2 separate regions of the Homo sapiens genome follow, and region 1 is linked to region 2. Evidence: chromatin loops called from intact Hi-C (ENCODE). Cell type or tissue: PC-3. All regions are shown on one strand. Links, peaks and the distances in the headings refer to the core of each region. The heading gives the core; the rest is flanking DNA. Region 1 holds the start of LINC02491 (long intergenic non-protein coding RNA 2491). Region 2 holds the start of SMAD1-AS2 (SMAD1 antisense RNA 2).

Region 1 (10,883 bases), core at 2,010-10,009, 99 kb after region 2:
CAGAGGGGCACCAGCTGTATGAGGTGTCAGTCGGCCCCTACTGGAGGTGTCTCCCAGTTAGGCTACTCAGGGGTCAGGGACCCACTTGAGGAAGCAGTCTGTCCATTCTCAGATCTCAAACTCCACACTGGGAGAACCACTACTCTCTTCAAAGCTGTCAGACAGGGACGTTTAAGTCTGCAGAAGTTTCTGCTGCCTTTTGTTCAGCTATGCCCTGCCCTCAGAGGTGGAGTCTACAGAGGCAGGCAGGCCTGGTTGAGCTGCAGTGGGCTCCACCCAGTTTGAGCTTCCCGGCCACTGTGTTAACCTACTCAAGCCTCAGCAATGGTGGATTCCCCTCCCGTAGCCTTGCTGCTGCCTTGCAGTTTGATCTCAGACTGCTGTGCTAGCAGTGAGCAAGGCTCCGTGGGCGTGGGACTCACCAAGCCATGCGCAGGATATAATCTCCTGGTGTGCTGTTTGCTAAGGCCATTGGAAAAGCGCAGAATTAGGGTGGGAGGGTCCTGATTCTCCAGGTACCATCTGTCACAGCTTCCCTTTGCTAGGAGAGGGAATTTTCCAACCCCTCGCACTTCCTGGGTGAGGCGATACCCCACCCTGCTCAGTGGGCTGCACCCACTGTCTGACAAGCCCCTGTGAGATGAACCCGGTACCTCAGTTGGAAATGCAGAAATCACCCATCTTCTGCATCACTCACGCTGGGAGCTGCAGACTGGAGCTGTTCCTGTTCGGCCATCTTGGAACCTCTCCTATAAATTTCAATTCAAAGGCCAAATTCCTTTCAAAAGGAGTTTTGTGTCTTTCCCGTTTTCTGTATTGAACTTTGTGTTCTAGTTGCTAACCACCATTTACAGTCCAGAATGTGCAATGAGATGGCAGTCAATGCATAAATAAATACTTGTGAACTGCTAATAAGTGTCTTAGAAAAGGACAGTCATTTTCAAGTGTTCATGTCAACATTACCTTATAGGCAAATGTGTTAACAATACACACAGCCTTGATCAGCTGTGGCTATGTTAGTCAAAATGCAGCTGTGAAGGGATTAAGGAAGGGCTAAATCCTTTCTTAAAAATTGCATTAAAATGTAACACAGAAGAAAAAAAAATGAATGAAAGCATGTATGAATTTCCTAAACCTACAACATTTGTGCTGATAGTTCAGACCTGCATTTTAACATTCTACATATATAGTTACACATATAAAATATTTTTATCATTGAAAACCATATTGAGGACAAATATTTACTGACATGGGAAGAACTTTGTAGTAGACTGATAATTTAAAAATCAGGTGAAAAACCAATTTGTAGTGAATGGTGCCACTGTAGTGGATAAGTGTATATATATTTATTAAAAAGAAGAGAGCTGAGTTGATACGCAGAAGCTGTTAACAGTGATTACCCCTAGACAGTGGGGTCATGGGTATCTTATGTTACTCTTCTTGCTGACCTTTTTCCTAGTTTTTCTTCAACAAGGTTGCATTGTCTTTTTAATAAGAAAAATAAATATTAAACATACTGTATAACAAAAAGTGTTATGATCACTTGTCAGCAACTGAGCCACTGATATTTGCAGTGATCACAGAAGCATGCATGAGAAGCAAATAAATAACAATAAATTCCTTGAGGCCAACCTTTCTCAAAGTGTGTTCCTGAAAACACACATTCACAAAATTCTCTGTGAAAAGCATAAACAGGGTTGATTTTTAAGACCTATAGCCATGTTGGCAACATTTTAAAAAGGACTCTAAATCTTTTGTAAATTCAAAAGGCACTATGGAATGTTCTGCAGTAGAGAAACCTCTACAGCAATTTCAGTTGTTGACCCTCCAACAATATGGGTATTCTTTGTGAAGTTTTGGGGGAGTCAAAAGTTGCATGAAGATTTTTGCCTGTATGGAGTTGGTGCCCCTGACTTTTAGGTTGTTCAAGGGTCAACTGTACTTATTTGACCACAGATCTATTTTTTTCATGGAACACCCATTAATATTTCATGGTCCCCACTTTAGGAAATGCCATCTTCGTTCATTTTGTGTTGTTATAACAGATCACCACACACTATGTAATTTATAAAGAAAAATAATTCCTTCTTACAGTCTTGGAGGTTTAAAAGTCCAATATCAAAGTGCTAGCATCTAAGGAGAGCCTTCCTGTTGCATCATTTCATAGTGGAAGGTGGAAAAGGAAGGTGGAAGGTCAAGAAAGGATGCTCCAGAGAAAGCAAGATCAAGAGAGGCCTGAACTCACTTTTATAACAAGCCCAGTCTCATGGTAACTGACCCACTCCCACATTAGCAACAACAATCCATTCATGAAGGCGGAGCCCTTGTGACCTAACCACCTCTTATTAAGCCCCACCTTCCAACACTGTCACATTGGGGATTTAGTTTACAGCACATGAACTTTGGGGGACACACTTAAACCATAGTGCCGTCTTCAGTCTGAGAAGAATTTCTGTCTTTCATTGAAGTTCCAAAGGCTTCTTATTTTGATGACTTTGCCTAAAGAAGGGATTCTACAGCCAAATGCTTTCTTTTTAACATACCGAATGAGTAAAAGTGCAAAATAAGTACAGAACTATCAAACAGCAACAAATGTGCTTCTGCTGCCTACCACAGAATTTTCCTTGGTAAGAAGAAAACCCTACATTACATTTCTTTTTGGCTTCTGTCTCTGCAGGTAAGAGGAAAGTGGACACCCCACAACAAACTACAAGGAGTTTCAATTTTCACCTCCTAGCCCTAATTTCTCAGGGTTAGCCCTCTTCCTGGTCTTTTCCAATCCACTCTCACTTCCTCCAGTTGGTAGAAATGATGCTTCAAAAGTCCTAATGAGAATTTCCAGAGCTGGATTCCAGCATTAACAGATCAGTAACTGGGTGTTTGGTACCCACAAGGCTAACAATTTGGGGTACTTTTTTTTAAGAGATAGGGTCTCACTATGTTGCCCAGGCTGGACTTTAACTCCTGGGCTCAAGCGACCTTCTCACCTCAGACTCCGGAGTAGCTGGGAATACAGGTGCACACAACCACGCCTGGCTTTAAGTACATTTTAATCACAATTTAAAAATCGTAATAAAACAATTACTTTAATGTGGCAAACTGTAACAAAATTTGCCATTTTGACCATTTTAAAGTATACAATTCAGTGGCACTATATACATTCATATTATGCAGCCATCACCACCATCCATTTCCATAACTTTTTCATTACTCCATATAGAAATTATGCACACATTAAACATTAACTCTCCATTCTGATCTCCCCCTAGCCCTTAGTAGCCTTTATATTAGTTTCTGTCTGTGTGAATTTGGCTATTCTAGGTATCTGATATAAGTTGAATCATACAATATTTGTCACTTTATGTCTGGCTCTTTTCACTTAACATAATTATCCTCAAGGTTCATCCAAAACATAATATTTTTCACTTAATAATGACTGTTTCATATCAGTGAAAGGGATGATGTTTTCTGTAACTTTTTTCCAAGATAAAGAGCCCAATGCAGTCCATTTCTTTCCTGACTCTATTTCTGCTGAAATAGCCCTAATCATAATTATTGGTCATCGGGATTGGTAGAATTGTTCAGGACCTCTGTCTGATCATTCTAAATATATCATTTAAACATGTACCCAGAAAGCATAGTATTTCTTTCTCAGCAGTAAGTCAGGTACTAGAGGGGAAAACATCACACTTAATAACTGGAATGTCCTCTGTTATAGCCTCAGAGTTGATGATGAATGCAGTCCTGCTCCACTTTGATTCCATCTGGCTCTGGAAGGTGTTTCTGAAGATTTGTGAACAGCATTTGAATTTGTTTGTTTTTATTTATATTGTCTTTTTACTATGATGTATAAATATGTCCTGTAATGTCATTGATCTATATGATGAGTGAGACAATCAAGTGTTAAAATGGAACTTGTTGATTAGGATATTTATACCATAGTTTAGTTTTCTTAAGAAACTCTGACAGACACGATATTTAAAATGACTAAATTTACACTTTGACATAAGGCTACTAAAAGGTAGAATATACCATTGAGATATGCCACTTGAAAAAACTACTTTTAAAAAAATGGCATTACTGGTGTCATGAAGAAAAGAAATGCTTTTATCTCAACCCTGGTTTCAAAAATTTGTGTAAAAATTTTCACCTCAATAAATAGTTTACTTCTGTGTAGAAAAGGAGACTTATGCTTGCTGCCAATTTCTTCACAAAGCATGCTTAAAAGATAAACACTTGGGGCCACAGTTTGAATGTATTAACTACTTCACCAACTATTTTCTGGGGACAAAGCAATGCATAAAGGACATTCATCTTTATCCATGTAAATATTTTCTTGTTGAGCACATACTGCTGTTCATGTCTTTCTAGCCTAAATCATAGTTCACAGAATAATTGTTAACCACATGGAAAACCTCCCCTAGCATGGGGTTGGAGCCATAAACTAGCCAATAAGTCATTGAGCACTTTTCTTTCATATATTTCTGCATATTTCTGTCAAGCGCTGATTGATACTCTGCACACCTGATTCTTTCCAAATGTAAGCCAAGTATCTGCTAGCATGTACTCCTGATAAGACATTGTTCTTCTGTGCTGTATGCCATTAATATTATATGATGTACAGTAGTTCACTTGGATTATGAAATTGCCAGTAGCTAATTAAAGTTTCTTCCTGAGCATGGTAATGATCATTAACCTTAGAGCTGGTTTCAGAAATTTCTTAGTGATAATGTGACTTCTATATTTCTTTTTTTGATGTGTAACTTTGAATAATGTTTATTTAGTTTTAGTCTCTTCTCCATCTTTAAATGACAAAATTTATCAATTTCATATTAGAAAGCATTATTTTGTGCTTGTTCAGGAAAAATTCAATTGGTTTATCAGAAAGGTCACGGAACTATGAAAGCAATGCAAAAGCTCCTGTGGCTTCTTGCCATTCTTTAACAAAGTTTTGTAACAGACAATGCAATAGAAACTAGAGGCAAATTGATTGCTGGTCTGATAAAATCCAATTTTCACATATTCATCAAGATTCACTTGTTTTAGCAAATACAGCTTCATATTTGATATTTGCATTGAATTCCTGTTCCCTGTTTACATTTACAGTGTTGTTCTATTTATATTACAATTTTCGTCACTACTTTTATACTTTACTTTTAAATAACTGATTTATTTCTGTGAATTGGCTATCATGACACAATAAAAAGTCTAAAGCTGACAGATGTAAATGACATTTAAATGTGCAAAATCCAATAGTCAAGGCAAAGTGCACCATTAACTATTAGCTGAAATGAGCAACTTTTAGGAAGAAGCACAGTGATTATTAAGCATGTGACTAGCTTTCTATAAAACATAATAAGTTAATCTTAACTCTCAAGTTTACAGAATAAACATGAACTAAATCGTTTCCTTGCTGTTTCCTCCTATAGCTAGCCTGGGAAACACCAATGACCCATAGTCTACCTGGGATCAGCATTTCCCCATATGGTATGATTTTGGGGTATTGGGATGGCTGCCTGTCCTCCAAAATAGCTCATTATTTAAAGCCATCAAGTTATTTTTTTCTTCCTGTGACTGCAAGATAGATCTGGCTCATAAAACTCAAGGCATGTAAGTACTGTGTGAACCAATTGCATAACATGTCCCCACTACTCCGGAGATTGAAGCAGGAGGATCAGTTGAGCCCAGGAGTTCAAGGCTGCAGCGAGCTGTGATTGTGACTATGAATAGCCACTGCCCTCCAGACTGAGTGACATAGCAAAACTCTGTCTTAAAAAAAATACTCAAGGCAATTTTTATGAATATCATGGAGCCTATACCATTAAAGGCAGCCTATAGACATGAGCTGCATATAAAATAGACATAGTCCCTGCCTTCCCAGAGCATGATTCAGATCTTAAATAAATAAGCATGAATAAACTGCAAACTACCAACTGTAGTAAGTGCTGAAGGAAAAGAAAGTTAAGAGAGAATAATAAAGTGAAGAAGGGTGTCTAATTTAAATTGTTGGGTCAAAGGCAAGCACTGTGTGAGCTCTTTCCTTTGAGCTCCTCCGTCGGAGGAATAATCCACAAGTACTAAATACAGGTACTTAGTATATGCCATTTTTCTAATAACATTTGTGTAGTATAGGAATGCCTGCAAATAAAAGATGCTTTTTCTATCATTCATTTACTTTTTTTTAGTGCTTACAATATTAAGACATTTTTCTAGACTTGGGGGCAGGGCGGTGCAGATAGGGCACAGGGTGAGTAAGACAGACAAGTTTTCTGTGCTTATGTAGTTTTTGTTCTAGAGGTGAGATGTTCCTCTTCAGAATATGGAAAGAGAAAAATATAACTAAACTCTGGAGTAAACTACTTAAAAAGTTTATGAAGTTCACCATGGGGATAAGAAATACACTCGTGCCCAACAACCCTTGACTGTAGCCAGACTGAATATTTAATAATCTGTTTTTTAAAAGGGCATATATCAATCAGAAGTAGTGATTAGCAATGTAGAATATAAATGCTCACATGGAGCTGGTGTAGTAGGTATTACAGATTGTTGACACTAGCCATTACTATCACCTTACTCCTCTTCTGATTGAAATTTGGCCTCAAATAGAAATTTGCCTGTGGAGAGAATTATTAATAAGAACTGGATATGCTGTTGGCATTTTGGTCACATGTATTAGTGTTTGGGAAAGTATCTCCATGAATCTTTACCTGAGGAGACTATAAATTAAGCTTTGAGCCTGCTAGGCCAGGGACTGGCTCTGGATTGAGTGCGGGGCCATCATCCCCAAGTAGTGCCCCCAGGGCCTGTATTGGGCTGGCCAGGCAGCTTTCCCCTTGAGACTACTGGCTTTAGGGTTAGTTTTTTTTTTTTTCCAATCAGCAATTTGAATTAATCAATTATCAGGAGATATTTTTGAGATATTTCATCAACTATCCCTAGAAAGACAATAATGATTTAAAATGTCAGACAGGAATGGTTATTTCAAGGCTTCATAAAAAAACCATCTTTAAAAGATTGGCTGATATTCCCAAGTGCTATCAAAATAGGCTAGAAAATGTTGGAGCAATTGAACCCACAATTTTTTATCCTTTTATAAATGCAGTTGCTGTTCTCTAAGGAAGAAGACAGGCTAACGCAGCCAACAGGGTTTTTTTTTTTTCAAATAAATTAATAAATTAAGTAAACAGACATTTCTTTTATTCTGTCAGCTGAAATAGTGCATAAGATCAAAAAGAAACATTCAGCATTCAGTCTTGTCTCCCTTTCTTATGAAACTGAAAAGAAACAAAATAAGCACATTTGAATTTGGTGTAAAGAAGACTATTTATCATAGACAGTTGAATATTACTCATCTGAGACCAAATCTACTCATTTCCAGTTCAGCAAAAATACACAAAGAATTTGATAAATATTGAATTACGCTTCAGGGCAACTGCTCATGCTTTTAATATAATCTTTTTTTAAAAAAATTCTTTCCTTCTACTTTGAAATTAAAGTCCATTACCAAATATCATTTTAAAAATACATTGTATTTCTTTTTGTCTCATCCTAGGGAAGAGCTGTTGCTTGCTTTTACACCACTACCTTTAGTTATTTTTCTCCTGAATGAGAGGAAAGAAAGCTTGAACATTTGTAGAAAAAACGCAGCAAAAAGAAGAAAAATAGGCAGACTGTAAAATGATGTGGTCACGTTAGCTATATTGCATATACTATTGTTAAGATCATGTGTTTAGAGACATTAACTTAGATTTTGGTAATTATTTTGGAAATTTATAGTATTCAGTTTATGGAGCTTTGTGTAAAATGGAGCATACTTAAGCAACTGAAAACAATGATTAGCTTTTCTAAACTTTGCACATTAAGATCATGGGGCATTTTTAAATGTTAGTTTTTTTCATAACAATTAAAAGTCCTCTTTGCATATTTAACTAAAATATGAAAGTGGGAGACAGACACTGCTAACATGTTGTGCATTTCCTCCAGCATCTAAATAAATAAAGATAGATGTAGATCTAGGAATCACACATTACTAGATTTGATAATGCAAGCAGAAAACCCTCAAATCTTCTGTCTTTCCTATTTTCTACCAAGGCACCTGAAAAGAGATGCCTCTGTCACAATCCCAGCTTCATGTCATGCCTTTGCTGTCATTTCCTCACCTAATCAACCAATTTTCCCTAGACTATTAATGAAATAATGCTTCCTTTCTCCATTTATTTAGGACACCATCTTTCTCATAATTTTTTGTGGTTGGTATTCTGAATCAAGCATTCTTTTTTTTTTTTTTTTTTTGAGATGGAGTTTCGCTCTTGTCACTCAGGCTGGAGTGCAATGGCGCAATCTTGGCTCACTGCAACCTCCGCCTCCCAGGTTCAAGCGATTCTCCTGCCTCAGTCTCCCAAGTAGCTGGGATTACAGGCATGTGCCACCACGCCTGGCTAAGTTTGTTATTTTTTTGTTTTTGTTTTTGTTTTTGAGATGGAATCTGGCTCTGTTGCCCAGGCTGGAGTGCAGTGGTGCAATCTCAGCTCACTGCAAGTGCCACCTCCCAGGTTCACGCCATTCTCCTGCCTCAGCCTCCTGAGTAGCTGGGACTACAGACGCCTGCCACCGTGCCCGGCTAATTTTTTGTATTTTTAGTAGAAACGGGGTTTCACTGTGGTCTCGATCTCCTGACCTCGTGATCCGTCCACCTCGGCCTCCCAAAGTTCTGGGATTACAGGTGTGAGCCACTGCGCCTGGCCCTAAGTTTTGTATTATTAGTAGAGACAAGGTTTCACTATCCTGGCCAGGCTGGTCTTGAACTCCTGACCTCAAGTGATCCTGCCTGCCTCAGCCTTTACCCTTTATTTCCTATTACATATCAGACCCTCCCTTTCAAATCACTTTTCTTCAGTTCAAATTACATCTTTTATCATTTCTTCTTTGAGTTTTGCACTGCTGGTAAACTCTCTTTTTTTGTTGTTTTTTTGTTTGTTTGTTTGTTTGTTTTTGGTCTGAAAATGTCTCTACCCTCATTCTTAAAAAACGATTTTATTGAATATAAGATTTTAAATGGCAGTTATTTTCTTTCAACATATTAAAGATATTTCACCAGCTCCTGGCTTCCAGTGTTTATTGTTGGTCTAAGTGAGGTTCCTTTGAAAATAATCAGTCTTCTCTTTTCCTACGGCTTCTTTTTAAGTGTTAAGTCCTTGCTTTTCTGCAATTCAGTATGTGTCAAGATGTATATTTATTTTTGGTTTCTTTCATTAGTCCTGGAAAATTCTCAGCTATTATCTCTGTTCCATATCTTTCTTTCTCTTCAACTGGAACTCTTATCAGATGTATAATAGATCTTCTTAACCTAAGAAACTCTTAAATGAAGAAGCTCTAAGCTCTGTGTTACATAAACTCTGGTTTATACTTCCTACTTCTTTTTGTCTCTGTATTCTGAATAGTTCTTACCAATCTTCAAATTCACTAATTCTCTTTTCAACTTCTTCTTGTGTGTTGTTAATTCTATCCATTGAGTTTTATATTTCAATTGTTATATTTTTTATTTCTAGAAGTTTGCTTAGTTCTCTTTTAAATATGCTAGGTTTTTAAAAAAATAGTTTCCTATTCCCTGAAAATACTTGGTTTTTCATTTTCAAAGCATAGTCATTTTATTTCCTGTAACTGGAATATTACAATATCTAAATTAATTGTATATTTGTTTCTGCTCTTTGTTGTTTTTTGCTGGGTCTTGTGCATAGTGACTTATTTCCTTGTGGTTCTTGGTTACGTTTGTCTGTGAGTTGCTTTTTGTTTTTCCTTGGAAAATTATTTTTGAGTTGTCTTAGAGGCCTAAAGTCAAGATGCCTTTGCCTCTGACTAGTGCATAGAAACACCATCAGTTTGGAAACAACTTAAAATTATGGTTTAAAGTTTTTTGGACTACCTTGGTGTTGTAAATACTGTGTGAAAAAGCCTGATGCATTCATATGCTCACAACTTTTCAGGGGTGGTTATTTTCCAGCCCTGCTCTGCTTAGAGCCAAGTTAACCTTCCTGGCAGAGGTGGAGCAGGTTCATTTCTGGTTTATCTTTTTTCCTGAGGGAATATCGTTTTGGTATCTTGGCTTTATGGCAGAAGGGCCTCCTTTTAGATCTTCACATTGTTCATCTCAAGTACACACTAGGCTTTGAGTTCTGTTTTCCGTGCTCTACAAGGCCACTGAAACCAAATTCGCTTGGTTTAGCAAATGCTTTTAGGGCAAAAGCAGTTTCAATGCTGTGCTCCTACCTTGGGTCTTTCCTCTTTTTAGGTTTTGCCCTGGAAATGTCTTACTACCTTATCATATCTTTATTGCTTAAAAGGATTCACTTTTCATGTGCTATACAGCATTTTAAGTTATTCTTTCCTTCAGCCGGGAATGTTGGTCTGAATAACCCAGCCTGCCATACAGCTGGAAGTGGAAATCTTCTTTTGTAATTATAAAAGCATATCCAAGTGTTTCTATCCCCCTTTTCATTCCTAATGTATTAGGTATTTGTGGTGTGTGTGTGTGTGTGTGTGTATTTGTGGTGTGTGTGTGTTTGTGGGTCTGTGTCTCTGCGTGTGTGTGTTTCTTAATTAGAAATCTCCAGGGCATTTATCTTTTTTTGAGACAGGGTCTCACTCTGTCATCCAGGCTGGAGTGCAGTGGCACAATCATGGCTCACTGCAGCCTCATCCTCCCAGGCCCAAGCAATCCTCCCACCTCAGCCTCCCAAGTAGCTGGGGGACCACAGGTGCATGCCATCATACCTGGCTAATTTATTTTTATTCTTTTTGTAGAGACAGGGTCTCACTATTTTGCCTAGGCTGATCTCTAACTCCTCGGCTCAAGCAACTTCCCACTTCAGCTTCCCAAAGTGCTG
Region 2 (10,883 bases), core at 1,776-9,775:
TGAGAATATTGTCTTGGGTTTTTCCATTGTAATTGGTAAATAAATTACTTTAGGGAAGTTAGCAGATAAGACTGTACTGAACAAGTGATCAGAGGTAGAAAGGACTAGATTCATGGGCACAGGGCTCACCTAATTCTATAGGTGATGCTTGCTTATATCTAAAGCATTATTTCTCTAAAACCAGTGAAAAACTTTGCATTTGCTTCTTTTAGCTCTTAGGTGGAGGGAGCTCTCACATTCTGGAAGAGGGGGTTGCTGCTATTTGTTCAGTTTCTCCTCCAAGGTGGCCAAATGAATGTTTGCAATTCCAGTCCAGTTTTTGGCAGATTGAAAAAGTCTGTCATTGATTGTCATATGAGAGTGGAATCTGGCCGATGTCAATGTTTGTTTCAGTGGTTAGATAAACTTTGATTTTTAGAAGTTATTCTTTCAAATAACAGATTTCTGTAATGGAAAAAGGACAGGACCAAATTGCTTGTGAAGATATTTGAATAACATAGAACATTTTTATTTTAATAAGAAATTCATGCATTGAAAAATTTGATGGATATTTGAACAGTTAATAAAAAGGGGAGTAAGGGTCTAAAATGGGAGGGAAACTTACTTTTTTGCTATAATATGCCATTTTTTGAAATGGAATTTTTTGATTATGTGCCTGAATCCTTAATAAAAGAGTACATTCCATTCCTATCCATATCATATTAACCCAGAATAGGGTCATGTATTTTACCAGAATACATTTCTCTGAAAATCCTATGCAGATACACTTTCAATTATTTTTTTTCCTTTATACAAAGATATATCTTGCCACCTGTTGGTCATAATGCTGTCTTCTAGAGCCATGTAGAAATAACTCTCTTACCTACTGTCAGTTTTTATTTATTTTTGTTATTGTGGTTTTAAATTTGAAAACAGCAATTGGTTAAAACTAAAAGTAGTTGGCTCTCCTGCACTCCCTTGTACCCAGCTCACTCCTAAAGGTAACTACTTGTTCAGTTTCATTTATTTTTTTCTAGGCCTTTAAAAATGCACATGTATATACATAGACAGTTTTTGTTTCTATTTGTGTTTTTAGAAAGAGACCATACTATAGATACTTTTTACCACTTCTTACTGAACAGTTGTGGTATGGTTTTCTTTTCATGGTAGTATTGTACATGAAAGTCCATCTGTTTTTTCTTATTTTATTAACAGTTACATCATAGTCGAATGTATCATAATTTATTTAATCATTCCATTATTGTTAGGCACCTGGGTTATTTAGAACACGAATATACTTGAACATAGATCTTTGTGTGTGTTCATCTGAGGGAGCTGTTTCCCCTGTGGCTCTCTCAAGCCGTGGCTGGTTTTTCCCATAAACCTTTTACCTCTTATTGCCACCTTCAGACCATTCTTCTACCATCCTCTATAAAAAACACCCAACTTCGACTATCATGTAAAATTATACCACTCATTACTCTTCCTTGTTAGTCATTTTCTGCCCCATTGCCCATATCGTTCACTCTAATTCCTACAAGATTTAACTCCTGGTTGTTATTCCCTTTATACTATAGGTTGAGCGACCCTAATCTGAAAATTCAAAATGCTCCAAGATCCAAAACTTTTTGAGGACTGATATGGCACCACAAGTGGAAAATTCTGCACCTAACTTTATCTGACAGGTCACAGTCAAAACTTTTTTGTGCACAAAATTATTAAAATTATTTTATAAGATTGGCCAGGCATGGTGGTTCATGCCAGTAATCCCAACCCTTTGGGAGGCTGAAGCGGTGGATCACTTAGCCCAGAAGTTTGAGACCAGCTTGGGCAATGTGGCAAAACCCTGTCACTAATAAAAATCCAAAAATTAGCCAGGCGAGATGGCACTTGCCCGTAGTCCCAGCTATTCAGGAGGCTGAGGTAGGAGGATCACTTGAACCTGGGAGGTCTAGGCTGCAGTGAGCCATGCCACTGCACTCCAGCGTGGGCAACAGAGCAAGACCATGTCTCAAGAAAAAAAGAAAAATTTCAGCCTATGTGCATAAGGTGTAGATGAAACATACATTAATTTTATGTTTAGACTTGGGTCCCATCCCCAAGATATCTCATTTTATATATTCAGAATATTCCAACATCCAAAAATACCTGGAATCTGAAACACCATCTGGTCCCAAGCATTTCAGATAAGGGATACTCAACCTGTATTCCTGTACAGGAATTATGGACATTTAGTCCATAATTCTTGGACTACTTCTCCTCCAGTGGCCTTGTCTTTGGTCCTACCTCAGATATTCAATCTCTGGGTAGAAAGATTCCATAAAAAAAGAAGAAAAAAATCTCGCTCAGTCTTACAGTTCCCATAATACGGGTTTTCATACTTCTAAAAATTAAACAATTCTCCAACCTTACAGTTAATTATTTTCTTTATATAAGCAGTAAAGTATTATTTGTTCATGTCTGTACTTTGAGAATATATCCAGAATCTGACGACTTCTGCCACGCTGGTTGAAATCTTTATCATCTTGTACCTTAACAATTGCCATAGCTTCCTAACTGGTCTCCCTACCCACCACTCCCTACTTCGATCCCTGCGTCCTTCAGTATGTTCTCAACCCAGCAAGCCACAGTAATTCTATTAAACTCTAAGTTGGATGATGGCTCTCCTCTGCTCAGATCTCCCAGTGTTTCCATCTCAATTTGGGTCAAAAGCTCTGAAGTCTCTGTGGGTCCCGCACATACCTTCCCCTGTGACCTCTCTGGCCTCATCTCTCATTTCTCTCCCCTCACTCCATTCCAGCCTCAGTGAGGACTCCTTGCCATTCCTTGAACATCTCAGGATCATTCTTGCCAAATGGCTCAAATGGCTTTTGCAATTGCCCTTCTCTCTGCTTGGAATGCCCTTCCCCAGATAATTCCTTTCAGGGGGCTGTTCAGATACCACATTCACGACGAGGCTTTCCCTGACCACCAGAATGTAGGCCCCACCAAGGCACAGAAACAGACTTTGAAAAACTTTTTGTGTCTCTTTCAGTGCTGCGTTTCTAGTGCTTAGAATAGTGCCTGGCATGTGATAGCTGTTTGTTGAGTGAATTGAATAACTGTAGTGGTTACTAGTTTTTCTCTTTTTGTATGAAGTTAGAACTTCATTAAACAGACAAAAACTAGACTGTAAACCTCATTTTTTTGGATATGCAAAATATTAAAATTAGCCTTATTTGTGAACCTGCTTTGTTAATCACTTTGTTTTTCAGCATGTTATAATTTTGAAGTAAGCCTTTCATGTTTATATTTAATCTGCCTAACCCAGTGGATTGGGTGATGGTATCACAATTTTGTGGAAAAGCAAATTGAGGCTCAGAGTTGTTTTCTTCAAAGTACAGCTACTAAGTGGACAGCTGCAGTTCAAACCTATTCAAGTTAAGGACACTTGTTTTCTAATTTAGAAACCATCTTAAAATGACAAAAAAGTAGGTAGAGGTTTTATTTGAAAGCATGGAGAATGTGCCCCAATTTCTCATTCTGGGTTTTGTCTGCCTTTTGTTTCCATTTTCAAAATATGTAAAATAAATGGTTAACTTTAAAATTCCTGACAATGACAGATCAACAAGTTTTATTTCTCTCACCTGTGGAGGAAGTGGCCTCCACCCAGTTTTACTGAATTAGGAGGGAAGTGATTTTTTCAAGTGATAAAAAGAAATAAAATTCCATGCTCTTCCCAGAGGAGGAGTTCAACAATTGGGAAAGTGGCGTGAGACCATATGTTGGTTTGTAAAAGGATATAACTTGTAAAGATGTTTCCTTTGATGCCTGTGATGAATATGGATGTGTTTCCCTTCTAGAGGGTCCTGATTAAATTATGCAATTAAGAGCTGAGCTGAAGGATCTAAATATAGGAAGAGAGTTCAGGCCGTCCTGCTTTGTGTCTGTCAGTTCACCCCTACAGATGTGCATGTTTGTTGTCATAAACAGCACCTGTGAGATCAGTGGAGCGAGAGAAATATGTTCCAAAACATGAAATACAGCAGGATTTTTGTTTCTTTTTTTTTTTTTAAAGGGATAGTTTTTTCCTCCTGTAGTTGATTCCATTTTCATCTGTGAATTTGATATTTGGATTACCTTTTTTTTTTTTAAACTTGACTGAGGGACTTCAGTATTAGTCAGTACTGGTTTAAAATATAGATATACTACTTACCAGAATATGGTCTGGAGAAAGTTACTTTAACCTCTGAGCCTCAAGTTTATTACTAAAATTGAGATAATGATTTCTACCTTGAAGCATTGGTGTGAGGAGTCAATGTAATAATGTTTGTAAAAACAACCAGTATAATGCTTGTATAAGTTGGTAACTCAAACAATTTCGTTTATTAGCTACTGACGAATCATTCATAACTAGCCACTTACGGAAATCTACCACATTTAGCATTCTTTGTAGTCTAAAATTGCTATTTTAGGATAACTGACTCAAAGAGAATAGTTTTTTCTGAGACAACTACCATAGACTTTCTCCTGGGATAGTCAATAAAATTAAATCTTAAAATGTCTGTGGTCTTCAATCTTTCCTGTGTTTGAGGAGTGAGCATTTGTAGGCCAGGAGTCTTTACAGTGTTTGAGTTGACATGAATGTGAATGGCCTTTATCAGGATGAGCTTATGGGGAGCTGGACATCTTGAAAGGCTACCGTGTCCTGAAGGACAGTATGCCATTACAAGCATGAATTTGGGAATGGGGGTTCAATGGGATTAAGGAATGTTGTACAACTTTTAGAGGAAATGGCAAGAAGATATAGAAAAGCCAACTTTGTTTGTTGAAGTTGGGGACAATAAGAAAACTTTCAATTGCCTTAACTATTCAAGTAATCATCTAATCAGACAAAACAGATGTGACAGCTGCTATTTTATAGGGAATCTCTGTGATTAAGAAAAATTAACCAGGTACTCTATTAGCAGCCTAGATTTGTCAGGATGGAAGGATTTGTGTATGCAGAACAGAACCAGAAAGAACTCTTTTTAAAGAATTTTCTGATATAATGAAGATACGTTAATAGCACACTTGGCACACCTAAAATAAATAAACTACAGTTATATCCTTAGAGACTCTTGTCATTCTGACATCCATAAGTTCCTTGCTTCCTTTTCATCAAGGAGATGCTACTTTTGAAATTGTTTGGCTGAAATTTCACAGCTTCAGTGAACTTACAAGTGGTAAGTAGTAAGCTGGAATTCAGTCTACATGGTATTCCTTTTCTTTTTGATTCCTAAGATTTCTACTCACTTAACACTGTTGAGGGACCAAATTGCATCTCTTGCTGGCATGTCACTTAAGTTATACTGGAGAGACTGGAAGACTTGCTGTCAGTGTCTGCGCTTTAAACGCACAGTGTCTGCGCTTTAAAGGCAATAGTACCTGCATTATTGCATCACTATAAATAGAATTTCACGAACTGAACCTCTCTCCTATCTCCAACCCCCAATTTCTCCAGATTTAGAAAATCAGTCTCCGGCAAAAATAAATTTTCAGTGGGAAAAATGTCAAACTAGCTATTCTGCATCATCAGTCCCATGTTTGGAAGTAGCCAGATCAAGGCTGAATAGTAAGAGGCTCAGTAAGATGGAACTTTACTTGTGGTGTTTGTGATGGTAGGACTCTCCTGCTGCTGTGAACTGAGAGCAGCAGAGTTCTGTGTTCTCTGTGGGTCTCCGTATGGCTTTCTTGTGTAGGAATTTGGTTTAAATACATTTTTCCCCTAAGGACTAAAGCGAAATAGAGTTCATTATAGCCTTTTTAGCAATGAAGTTAAGCGCTGTACTTTATGAAGTACGTTAGCATCAGTAAAGAGCAAGGTTTTATCCATTTTCATTTTTCTTTCTGTTCTAGAGGTTTTTTCCTCCCTTATTTTGCTTAGTGGTGAGTTTTATTTAGCTAAATTTGACTCATTTGAGATTGAGACAAATGTTGAAAGTTGAGGGCTAACTGCTGTTTTAAAACAGGAAAAAGGAATGCAGGCACTTCACCTGTTTCCTCCTCCAATACAAATACAGCAGGTCCTCAGACAACCTCATTTCATTCAATGCCATTTCCTTATAACGTTGATGAGAAAAAACATTCCCAGCCTAGGCCACTGTCTGTGTGGAGTTTGCACATTCTCCCCATGTCTGCTTGGGTTTTCTCTGGCTACTCTAGTTTCCTCCCATATCCCAAAGGTGTGCACGTTAGGTGAATTAGTATGTCTACATTGTCCCCATTGCAGTGCATGTAGGTGTGTGTGTGAGTGCGCCCTGCCATGAAATGGTGTCCTGTCCAGGGGTGGTTCCCACCTTGTGCCCTAAGCTGCTGGGATCGGCTCGGGCCACTGCGACCCTGAATTGGAATAATTGGGTAAATAATTATCTTGTTTCTGTTCATCTTTCTTAAATGTATATATGGCTCACATTTATTTCAGTGTTAATTTTAGAAGTGTTTTGGGTCTCAGAAGTTTGGTAATGTTTTTGTGACCAGAAATGTCCTGAAGGAACTTAACTCTTGTTTATATAAATTAGCTGATGCTAAAATTAATTTTGTTTTACATCGTTTCACTTAGAGCCACAGTTTCCAAGAACCCGTAAGGACTTTACTGTATCTGAAAACCTGGTTAGCTCCTAACTGGAGTAACTGGGTTAAAGAAGCATTTGAACATTATTTGTTGAACCAGATCAAAGAACATTGCTACTTTAGGGTATTTTCTGGAACTGAAATAACTAGATCCATTTCTGTTTTTATATTCATTGTAATGGCATTGGACTTGTATAGCAAATTTTAACTTGTCTTTTGCCTGTCTGCCTTAACCTTAAGGGTAGATATTTATCATTTTCCTTAAGGAGCTGTACAATAATCTTTCATGCTTTTTGTTAGGAACCATTTACAATTCCTACTGTCTGCTACTTATCGTTGTGTTCTACTTGTTCTAGAGTTCTGTCTCCACCTGTCTTCATTTTTAGGGGTACTGTTTTTTAGGGGTACTATTTCTCTGTTTGGAAATGTGAGCGGATGGCAGTTTCTGCCTCAGCCCTCTTGCTGGGCCATTGTCTCATGTGGGTTGTCTGCTGTTCCACATTTAAGTAATAGTTATTTCAGCTTTATCAAAAGTTTGTAAGTTCCCAGTTCTTCTGGACTTCTGATTAATTCAGCCTGATTTTATTTAGGGCAAATGATTATGATCCCCTTTCCATTTTGTGAATTTTTCATATTTTACCAATAAATCTCATTGCAATTCTTTGCTTACAAGATGGCTTGAAAGATGCAAGCAATGATGGATTGCTCTTTATTGTTTTAAAATATTTATTGGCCTTAAATTGCTGAAATAATATGGTTTTTCCAACCTTTGTGTTTTTATGCATTTTTAACCCTACGTCTTTAGTGTATAATCTTCTGTGAGTCTGTGGTTTCTATAAGTGTCAGGAATTTTTCAGGTGTCTTTATTATCCTTTGAAATCATGATCTATTTGGACAATTCCATCTTTGTTTGGACTATACAGTTGACTTGAGTACCTAAGTGAAATGGAGCAGGTTAGAAAAAAGTAGTTTGTTTTATAGTAATGAGAATTACATTACAAGTCCCCTGGCATGTTCCCCTTTGACCTTTTTTGATGTTTTAATTTAAGCATCTCAAACAAGGCAAGAGTTGATCTCACCAGGCCTTGAATCCTATCCAAAATTGGATGTTAGGATAGATGACACATACATTTCTGTAATACTAATTAATATTGCCAGTTAATATTGATCACTTTCTACAACATGTCTCTGAGATATCTTGCATCTCCATGGCATCTAATGAGGTGTATTGTGAAATAGTTTCATATATTAAAAATACTGGAAAATAATATAAAAAATTAGCTGGGCGTGGTGGTGGGCACCTGTAGTCCTAGCTGCTCCGGAGGCTGAGGCAGGAGAATGGTGTGAACCCAGGAGGTGGAGGCTGCAGTGAGCCGAGATCGCGCCACTGCACTGCAGCCTGGGCGACAGAGCAAGACTCTGTCAAAAAAAAAAAAAAAAATGCTGAACTACAAAATTCATGCAGTTTGCTTATAATCACTCTGAAGCCCACCATAGGTCTACTCTGGAAGCTCAAGTCTTACTTTTTCTGTGTATTCACAAGACCAGTCTATCTGTTTAAGAATATATCTGGCGATGTAAGTCTGGAAATACGCACTTAGGTGGTTTTGTTACTTAGAAATATTTGTTTCCAAAAAGGAAAAAAAAGGTCAAACAATTTTTTTTTTTTTGAGGCGGAGTCTCAATCTGTCACCCAGGCTGGAGTGCAATGGCACAATCTTGGCTTACTGCAACCTCCACCTCCCTGTTCAAGTGATTCTCTTGCCTCAGCCTCCCAAGTAGCTGGGTCTAAAGGTGTACACCACTATGCCCGGCTTATTTTTGTATTTTTAGTAGATACAGGGTTTCACCATGTTGGCCAGGCTGATCTTGAACTCTTGACTGGTGATCCCCCCTCCTCGGTCTCCCAAAGTGCTGGGATTACAGGTGTGAGCCACCAAGCCTGGCCGATCAAACAGAATTTTTATAAAGTTGTCTTTAAAAAAAAGAAAAAAAAAGTATCCAGCTGTTAAACATTTTCAAAGTGAAGTTAATCAATACCCTGTACTTTTAGTTCCTTAATTCTTTTGATCTTTGTGCCATGATTTTTTACTATTAGTTAAGAAAGTGTAATGAACCAAAGAACAAGAAGTAGGGGGAGAAAAGAGTTGCCTGCTTCATTTGACAATAGACCATTTATCTTCTGTTATTTGCCTTTCTTAAAGTACGGAGAGTTTTTGGATTTTTTTCCCCCAGTCACTTTTTGTAGCCTGTATTTTTTGTTTATTTTATTGAATAATACAATTATTCCCTCAATATTTAATGGGAGCATTTATTTTGTCTGCTGAATTCCATACTGGTGCAAGAATTATAAAACAGCCTCTAGTCTGAAGCTGATACAGAGAGTGGTTGAACATTATTTGTCTCCTAATCTTTTTATTAAAGGGGGTTGTAACATTTGGTGGTTACTCCTTCCTTTAAAAAACAATTATATCTTCATATACAAATTAGGGTAATTAAAAAAAAACTTTCTGTGGGAATTTGGGATCTGTAACATATTAAATGGAAGAGAGTGTATTTTGTTGATATTCACAGGAGTTGGATAATTTACTTGTTGCTTTACTAGATGAGGCCAAGGTGAAGAAAATGCCCATTTGTTCTGCAATTGGCTGATTAGGCTTCCTTTAAATATAAAGCAAGTTACATAGCAGTTAAGAGTATTTTAACATTTTTTTCTTTTAATATTAAGGAATAACACATAAGTTGGAAAATTAATTAGCCGTGTCGAGTAGTATAAGAGTATTTTTCTAATTTCACTTCTGGCAGTTCTGATAGAAATCCTTCCCATGGGTGAGACTCCTTAGGAAAACGTTCTGAGTTCAGAACACTGCTTTAAACTACATTATATTTTTTTTGCTTCTCAAACCAGATCACACTATAAATCCAACCTGATTTCTAAGTAGAGTATAGATGTGGCTTGAGATAATGAATTGATTTTTGTGGGTTTTTTTTTTTTGTAATTAGCAAATATTTGCTTCGAAAACCTTTTTATAAAAAATCAGAAGTTACATTTTTTCATTAAAGAACGTTTGAAAAGTTTAGAAAAGGAGGAGAGAGACACATTACTAATCTTCCAAACCCAGTCATGGTTAATATTTTCATATATTTACATAGTTGTTCATGGTACATATAACCAACCATTTTATGTTCTGCGTACAGTTTTCCCCAAATTATTACGTAGTCTTTATGAACATAATTTTTAAGGTCTGTATAATATTCCATTGAGTGGATGTATGCAGTTTACTTAGGTATTTTTCAATTATTAGATGTTTCTCTTTTTTTCCCTATTATAAATAATGCTCTGATGAAAATCTTTGTGCAAAAACAATTTTCCCTTTCTGGTTCAGAATATTTCCTTAGAGTAAATTTCTGAAGATAAAGTTGCTGGAATAAAGATCTCAATATTTTTAAGGCTGCTGGGTTTTTTTTTTTTTACTAGATGAATACTTTTTTGTTAGTGTGAAATGTTTATATTTGGACAAGAGGGAAGGAAATCTCTGTTTGCTGACTCATGTTTTTATTTTGCACTTTAAACTGATAAGGCCACTTAGCTTTTGACATAAACTAAGGCAGGAAGTACAAAAAGGGGCAGAAAAAAAGTAGTTGTCTTGCCAAGGCCATAGTATCATGGACTCATTTGAGTTCCTTATATGAGGTAGGTTACCTGTTTGACTTGTATATTAAAAAATGCTTAACTCAGGTAAAAATTAGTCATCAGCCTGCATTTTGTTTTGTCTGGGCATGTTTATATGCAAAGTGCTGTGATCTTTCACTTTAATTTTCGTGAGTGGCCTCAAGACATTTACCACCTAACTGGCTTCTATAATGTTTGGATGCCCTTGGTTTAGATTTTTTTTTTTTTTTTTGCTCCCAGTATGAAGAAATCTTTCTGTATTGAAGATATTACCTTAGTTGTCTTTCTAAAATGTAGATCTAATAATGCTAATTCTCAGATTTAAAACCTTCCACTTGTCCATATGATAAGATTCTTCAGTCTTGCCCCTTCCTTCATATCAGCTTGTATCATCATCTCCAGCGGATTAAACCCTAGCATTTCTATCATGTGTCTGTTGGAACAAGCCATTTGGAAAAGTGGTTTAAAAATTCTGGCTCTAGAGCCAGGCAAAATGGGTTCAGATCCAGGTTCTGCCACTTATAGCTGTCTACATAACTTTGGACAAGATACTCAACTATTCTATATTTTATTTTCCTTACATGTAAAATAAAGAAAATGATAGTATTTACTTCACAGTAAATACTAAGGTATTGTTGCT

The links. Peaks named below come from ENCODE experiments on the same cell type or tissue, not always from the same donor. Only the 100,000 strongest peaks of a DNase experiment are listed, where the experiment ranks them.
Region 1: a loop joins it to region 2, with 3 times the contacts of the local background. A loop is called at or near these places in 8 of 110 quality-filtered maps.

The regions. Positions count from the first base shown.
Region 1 is chr4:145,596,678-145,607,560 of GRCh38, forward strand. It overlaps LINC02491 (long intergenic non-protein coding RNA 2491), which reads left to right and starts at 2,355. Exons shown (of 2, transcript NR_183954.1): 1 at 2,355-2,627; 2 at 3,719-4,184. In PC-3, for the core only: no CTCF peak of the experiment used is centred there; no DNase peak of the experiment used is centred there.
Region 2 is chr4:145,497,623-145,508,505 of GRCh38, forward strand. All of the region lies in intron 1 of SMAD1 (SMAD family member 1), which reads left to right. It overlaps SMAD1-AS2 (SMAD1 antisense RNA 2), which reads right to left and starts at 5,358. Exons shown (of 2, transcript NR_108077.1): 1 at 5,254-5,358; 2 at 1-444. RefSeq lists a silencer at 10,052-10,252. In PC-3, for the core only: no CTCF peak of the experiment used is centred there; no DNase peak of the experiment used is centred there.